Regions from separate parts of the Homo sapiens genome. Here all the other regions are linked to region 2. A link is an interaction called in ENCODE POLR2A ChIA-PET data of the cell type or tissue named here. Cell type or tissue: PC-9. All regions are shown on one strand.

Region 1 (2,500 bases), 77 kb after region 2:
GATTCATAATCTCTGAGTTAACTCTTTAGAGGAGAGAAGATACTCAATTTTGCTTACTTTTATATTAAATTATGCTAATCTGCATGAAATCAATTTACTTTACAAACACTGAGTGCCCACTGTGTGCCAGCCATAGTGCTGGGTATAGAGGGTGAATAACTTCTATCCTTAGAAGCTTTGGGATTAGTTGAGAAGGGTCAATGTATGGAATAATTGCAATAGAATCCAGTGTATGTGATAGAAGTTGTAGCCCAGGTGCCACGGTACTAGGGTAAGAGGCTACAACACTTTTATCAGACACTAAAGAATGCAAGTTGGAGGAAACATTTTAGGCACCAGATGAGTTGGGACTCTGCAGTTTGACACATGATAGAGAATGTTGGGTACTTGTGGAGTGGGTACTGGTGTACGGATGAAGGGAGACTATAGTAGCATCAGAGTGGAGGTTATCAAGGCCTTGAACGGCGCTTGGAGTAGAACATGATTGGTTTCTATTTTAGAAAGATTACTTTGGGGGTCCTGTGGAAATAGACCGTGTGCAGGGATACCCATTAGGAGGCTTTTGAGGTAGCTCAGGTAAAGGATGTTAACAGCCAGAATGAAGGCAGTGGGAAACAGAGTTGGTTATATAACCAAATAGGAGCTAGTGTCTGATTATATATGGATGGTATGAGAGAGTTATATATTGATAATAATGCTGAGGTTTCTAATTCAAACACTAATAGGAAACAGAGTCTATAAAGCAGGTTCAAGGGAAAGTTCCATTTTGAATATATTGATTTTGATATGTCTTTGTGATACCCAGGTGATTGTGTTTAGAGCAGAAAATTTATATATCTCAATAAAGAAGTCTTATATGAATATTTTTTAATTAGTTATGTGAGCCTCAATCACTATTAAATTTGAGGTCGCTTACAGCAAGAATCAACAAGAAAGAAGTGGTGAAATGAAAAACAAGAGCAAGGAAAACGTAATTTCTTAGAGGAGCTATATAAGTTAGAATAAAATGCAGACTCTTGAGGATTTGAGCATAATTTGCACATAGGCTAGCATTGAAACTTCCTGGCTTAAGGAAAGAGCGGGTAGGGGGTGGGAAAGGTGAGAGAATGACAGTCTTTCTTTGGAAGCCTTTAGAGAGGAAAGCAAGGTTTCATTTAAGCTATGAAAAAAGATACAGATGTGGAGAAACTAGATGCTGTTTGTACGCATGCAGGAAAATTAAGTAAAACTCACTCTGGACTTTTATTGGCTTCTTCCTCTAAATAGTTGGGAAGATGCAATTGGAGATCCTATTAAATTCACTCTATCCAAGTGATCTATCTTGATTTTCTTTCATAATCTTTCCTTTTGAAAATAGGAATGGGCTGGATGCAGTGGCTCATGCCTGTAATTCCAGAACTTTGGGAGGCCAAGGTGGGTGAATTGCTTGAGCTCAGAAGTTCAAGACCAGCGTGGGCAAGATAGCAAAACCAAGTCTCTACAAAAAAGTAAAAAAAAAAAAAAAAAATTAGCCAGGTGTGTGGCAGTGCACATCTGTAGTTCCAGCTACTCAGGAGGCTAAGGTGGGAGGATCACTTGAGCTTGGAAAGTGGAGGCTGTAGTAAGCCATGATCATGCCTCTGCACTCCAGCCTGGACAACAAAGCAAGACCTCATCTCCCCCCGCCCCCGCCAAAAAAAAAAAAAAAATATTGACAGACTTCTTCTTCCATCCTTGACTACTTTTTTTTTTTTTCGAGACAGAGTCTCACTCTGTCTCCAAGGCTGGAGTGCAGTGGTGCAATCTCGGCTCACTGCAACCTTCACCTCCTGGGTTCAAGTGATTCTTCTGCCTCGGCCTCCCGCATAACTAGGATTACAGGCGTGTACCACCATGCCTGGCTAATTTTTGTATTTTTAGTAGAGATGGGGTTTTGCCATGTTGGCCAGACTGGTCTCGAACTCCTGACCTGAGCTGATCTGCCCGCCTCGGCCTCCCAAAGTGCTGGGATTACAGGCATGAGCCACCGCTCCTGGCCCATCCTTGACATTTTAACAAACGACTCGAAGCTAGTATGATCTCATACATCATTCATTAACCATTTTTTTTTTGTCATGTTAACCTTCCAGACTATCCAAGAAGCCTCAGCTTTGGGGAAAGTGAGCTATAGTATCAGAGTTGAGTGAAATGATGCAGAAGCCACCCAGACACCCAACAAAACTGGCTTCAGTTGATGGAATTATCTTGGCTCTAGAAACCTAATATAGAGGCTAGTCTTGATTCAAGTAAGAATGTTGCAATCAAAACCCTTGATAAGAATCTCTTGGGGCTAAAAGCAGTTTCCTTTATATAACATTGGTACTTTTGTTAACAGTAAATAATTTATCTTCAGGATGTTTATTTCCTTAATAAGACCAGGCTTTTTATTCCATATAGTCAGATAATGTTTTTAGAATTGGGAAATTTATGGCAGATCATAAAGCAGATTTGTTAGCCCAGCTGATTTCCCTTCCCTCCTGGT
Region 2 (2,500 bases):
CTCTTTGAATGGAAAGATTATGTGGGTGGGTGCCTCCCTCTCTCCATTTAACTTTTTCGTTGGTAGGTGTGTTCTAAATCTGGATATGATTTGCGTTTGTTTTTAATGAGTGGGAAGAAGAGAATGAACTTGTTTTCTGTGTTTGCTTATTGAGAACCATGACCTGGAGAGCTGCTAGACATGGAAGGGAAGTCTGTGGCAGGCCTAGTTTGTTACAGGTATCTGTTGGTCTTGGCCCACAGGAATGCTACCCCCAAGTAGCTTCTGTGGTATTTGGGAAGGGAACATGATGGAAGGCCCCTTCCTTAAAAGAGGATTTTTCTGGGGGTTATGGGCAGGTCTGTGATTTCAGCTTGGTATCATTGCCCAGATTGGTTGACTTTGAAATATGAAGGATTTTAAAAAGTGAGTGTATGACTGTTCCTCTAAGGCTTTGAGAGTGTGAAGAAGTGAGTTGAAGGAGTTAATTCCATGGTGGCCAACTCCAAGTGGCTTACAGAGTTTTGAACCCAAGTGGCAAACTTAAGTTTCTTTTTCTTGCTTTGCAGTACTGGCTGTGAATGGAGTAATGCCTGACCATCAACACTTACTTTGCTGATTGGACTTGTTAATATTTCTAGTCCTAGCAGGGTGTCCACCAGCATGGGTATGGTCATCTAGCACTAGTCTGGAGGAGAATTTATTTCATTGCCTTGAAACTTTGTTTCCTGTTAAAATGCAAACAACCCTGGGAGCCACATAATCTGACCTTCCTGAGGGGAAGGAAAGTTGAAAGAAGGTACTGGTGTAGGAGATGCACCTGGACAAGTCTTCTAATGTGTGCCTTGATTCTGTCCTGCTAGTCATCATATACCATGTTATACACTCTGTCTCTAACTGGTTCAGCTGCAAGGCACATCAATTCATTTTTTTGGGATGCATTCTGTAGATGTGCCAGAGCAGTGATATAAAGCACCTCTCAGTGATTCTAAGGGTTTTGGAGATCCTTTTTTTCCTTCTTAAGAATATGTAACAGTTAACTATTGCTGTTGCTGACCCTGAGACTACTGTGGTTTCTTTGTACTCTCATTTCTGTACTTCTCACATTAGCAATACCCTTATGTGACCAACTGTGTGTGTGTGTGTGTGTGTGTGTGTGTGTGTGTGTGGTAAGAAGGAGGCATTTCAAAGATACATCAAATTCTGAAACTCCTGGTTATTCAGGCCCCAGATATTTTCCCAGTGTGTCAGGCAGCACACAGAGTTCTAGCTTAGGTGTGTCCATGACTCATTTGTGATTTGGCCAAGGGCATAGAGGCCTGTGATTCCCAGAAGCATTTTTCAGATGTAGTATATTAAGCCCCATCTAAACTCAATTTCCAGCTTTAAAAAAAAGTATTGGATTATAAGTCTTTTGCACATTCCTCTCTCACATGACTTTTCTCTCCTTCATTCTCACCTTTGCATTCAGACATATACCTCATCCCTCCCCGACAAAGCAGACAGAGTTTTTGTGATTGGAGTCATCATAGGGTTATTACTAATTTCCTTATGGTTTTTGTCCATGAATTTATTTTATAATTTTCTAAGACATAAAGTTACAGAGCTGGCATTTTAGGAAGTCTTGTGTGCCTTCCCCACTTTTTTTTTAATAAAGCAAGCAAACAAAACATAAGCTTTTTTTTCCTGAATGTTATTTTTTATAAGTGACTAAGTGGACATTAAGTAAATCTTGAGCTCTTTTATTAAACTAGAGACTGGTTGTCCATAGAAAGGATTCAATAAATACCTTAATTTACCATGCCTCTCATATTCCTACCTAGCCACATTGTAAACAGTACTCTTCAGCTAAATGAATAGTTCTCCTTTCCTCATACATACTCTGATTTCTAATATTGGGATTTTAGGGTAAGCTAATCTCTGTGTTATTAGGGATATCTGAACTTACATAAGTGTCTTCTAATCTTTCTCCCTATCTTGAATAGACAAGAACCGTGGTAGGGGCAGTTATTTAGTGTAATCTAATTTGACTCTGCTAAATTTTAAAATTCTCTGTAGACATACCAGGAAATCTTCTTATAGCAGAGCCCAAGGGTAACAATTTATAAGCAAGCTCTAACATTTCTGTGCAACTCTATTTGATTCATCTCTGTGATTGGTTCCTTTTACTTTCTCCTGAGTTAGTTTCCCTCTTGCAGGTAATTTAATCCAATTCACATTCGCACTTTGTATTCAGTCTAAGCATTTCCCTAATGCCCATCACCATATGTAACAGCTTTCCTGCTGTTTGATAAATGAGGTTTATAAAGCAGAACGTCCAAAAGCTTCAATTCCCAAACTGTGCTTGCTTCTAACCATGGTAGAAGTAATGCTTTCAACCAGCTTCTCAGGTTGCTCTCGGGCATCTGAAGGGCGCAATAACTCTGTCATGTTAATCAGCTCTTGCTGAAAAGCAAACCAGCTGAGCTGAAAGGAAATAGAAGGGACCCTGTAATGACTTCCTGTTATTGAAGTGCGTGTT
Region 3 (2,500 bases), 55 kb before region 2:
ATGACAATGGTTGCTGAAGTGAGGATGCAGATAAATCCTATTAGCAGAGATTGAGCAGGAATATTCTATTCTTGGTTAAGTTTGATACGATGAGAATGAGGAGAGAGGAGAATTATAGTGAATGTTACTCTATATGAAATTGGTGACCTGTTAAGCTCCAGTGAGAAGCTAGTAAGCTGGTAAGGTTACCTAGATGAGAGAATAGACTGGATTGACCAATTAGATATATAATAGGCATGGGGGTCTCCAATGGATAATTGGGTTGGATTTGGGGAGAGGGGTCAGAAGAAGAGTTAAAGGAGGTTTGAAATTGATGACGCTGGAAGCTGTAAAAGTATGACAAAGGACTCACATTTATTTTGCTTTGTTGATGTTTCCAGACTATAACTCTTTGACATGATACATAAAATCATCCTAGCCTTTTCAAACATCTTGCATTCTCCAATATCCCTCAGTGAAAAATGAAGCATCTGGGTAGGAGCAACTGTGTTACATAGGAGGTGCCCTGGAGCTGCTAAACCCCAAGTGTCTTTGTGCAAAGCAATCATTCTGAATACTAGCACCTGTTTAGCTGTCCAAAAGCTTTCTGCAAACATTTGCAATAATGGGTTAAGACATGAACAAAATGCAAGTAAACCCTAATAGCTCTAAAACCACACTCTTTAGCAGCATTAACAGAAACAAATACTCTTATTTTGAAAGAATTAGTTGGTTGAAACAAACCCATTTAAAGAAAAAAAGCAATTTAGTTACATTCTATCAACATTTATGAGAGCCTATTATGTGAAAATAATCACTGTGGTAACAGCTACTTCCTTTTTCTAAAACCTCCCCATCAGATCAGCCACAAGTCCTATAAATTCTACCTCTTCATCCTAGCCTTTACTTAATCCCTTACTTGCACTCAGTCCTAATATCATTACTGACCTGGCTTCCTTACCCTTCTGCAATCTGTCTTCTACTCTACCACCACAGCCATCTTCCTCAGACACCAATTAGATTCTGTTGCCTGCCTGCCATGATTCTTCGGTGGTGTCCTACAGCTTTCAAACTAATTTCAAATTCCTCTCCATGGCACGAAGCCCTTTCTATTTTTTTTTTTTTAAATAGTGTCAAAGTCTCATTCTGTTGCCCAGGCTGGTCTAGAAATCCTGTCCTCAAACAGTTCTCTTGCCTTGGCCTCCCAAAGTGCTGGAATCTTTCCTATTCTTATCTTAGTTTCTTCAGCCTCATTTATCACCACATGGTCTCATGTACCTTATATTCACATATATTCACACATTTTGCAGTTCTGCAAAATGACCATACATCTCCCCCTTCCTCCATCTATCCCTTTTAGATTCACTTCATCTGGAAAGCTCCCACCTCTTCCTTCCTCTCCCTTTCCCACCTTATCCTTCAATTCCTTTACCTTTCTTTCCCTAGTTTGAGTTAATCACATCTTTGCTAGGCAACCATAGCGCCTGATTATACCTCTATCATAATGACTTCCCTATTGATTTGTAGTTGGTTTAACTGTTTGTATCCATCATTGGACTAGAAGTTACTTAATGTTAAGAGCTATTTTTTCTTTTCTATTTCCTTAGTAGTTAGCCTGCCTCATAGCATGGACTCAATAAGTAGTCATAAATACAGTCAAATCTACCTCCTAAATTTCACTTACATGGGTCTCTTCTTCATCCCTGCTACCTTGTATTAACTCAGGTTTTCATGAATCATCTAGATTCCTAAAACAACCTCTGTCACCAATATTTTTGGTGGATATTTGTTCTTTATATTGCTAGCACTGATATATTCACATACGTGTGTGTGTGTATACAAGTGTATATATGTATATAAATATAGAATGGAACTGATAATTTCATTGAGTGACTTAAAAATCATTCTGTGTAGTCTCATTATATAAAGAATAAAGTCCAGCTCTAGCAAAGCATCCAAGGGCTTTCAGATCGGATGTGGTGAAAAGGGAACACTTTTACAATGCTAGTTGGAGTGTACATTAATACAACCACTGTGGAAAACAGTATGGAGATTTCTTAAAGAACTAAAAGTGGATGCTGGGCACAGTGGCTCATGCCTGTAATCCCAGCACTTTGGGAGGCTGAGGCGGGCAGATCACCTGAGGTCAGGAGTTCGAGACCAGCCTGACCAACATGGAGAAAAATACAAAATTTTTCTCGTCTCTACTAAAAAAATACAAAATTAGCCAGGCATGGTGGTGCATGCCTGTAATCCCAGCTACTCAGGAGGCCGAGGCAGGAGCATCACTTGAACCCAGGAGGCGGAGGTTGCGGTGAGTCGAGATCACACCATTGCACTCCAGCCTGGGCAACGAGAGCGAGACTCTGACTCAAAAAAAAAAAAAAAAAAAAAAAAGAAAAAAAGAACTAAAAGTAGAACTACCATTTGATCCACTAATCCCAGTACCAGGTATCTACCCAAAAGAAAATAAGTCATTTTATGAAAAAGACACATGCACATGCATGTTTATAGCAGCACA

The links. ChIA-PET counts read pairs that join two places held together with the same protein. Peaks named below come from ENCODE experiments on the same cell type or tissue, not always from the same donor. Only the 100,000 strongest peaks of a DNase experiment are listed, where the experiment ranks them.
Region 1: POLR2A ChIA-PET joins it to region 2 with 14 read pairs; 5 of 35 experiments call an interaction of 5 or more read pairs at or near these places.
Region 3: POLR2A ChIA-PET joins it to region 2 with 10 read pairs; 4 of 35 experiments call an interaction of 5 or more read pairs at or near these places.

What each region holds. Positions count from the first base shown.
Region 1 is chr4:88,687,861-88,690,360 of GRCh38, forward strand. All of the region lies in intron 23 of HERC3 (HECT and RLD domain containing E3 ubiquitin protein ligase 3), which reads left to right. Among named protein-coding and RNA genes, the nearest start is that of NAP1L5, 8.7 kb to the right of the region's middle. In PC-9, no CTCF peak of the experiment used is centred here; no DNase peak of the experiment used is centred here.
Region 2 is chr4:88,611,180-88,613,679 of GRCh38, forward strand. All of the region lies in intron 3 of HERC3 (HECT and RLD domain containing E3 ubiquitin protein ligase 3), which reads left to right. Among named protein-coding and RNA genes, the nearest start is that of HERC3, 20 kb to the left of the region's middle. In PC-9, no CTCF peak of the experiment used is centred here; a DNase peak (open chromatin) is centred at 1,232; H3K27ac peaks cover 2,500 bases.
Region 3 is chr4:88,555,720-88,558,219 of GRCh38, forward strand. It overlaps a transcript of HERC3 not described here. Among named protein-coding and RNA genes, the nearest start is that of PIGY-DT, 33 kb to the left of the region's middle. In PC-9, no CTCF peak of the experiment used is centred here; no DNase peak of the experiment used is centred here.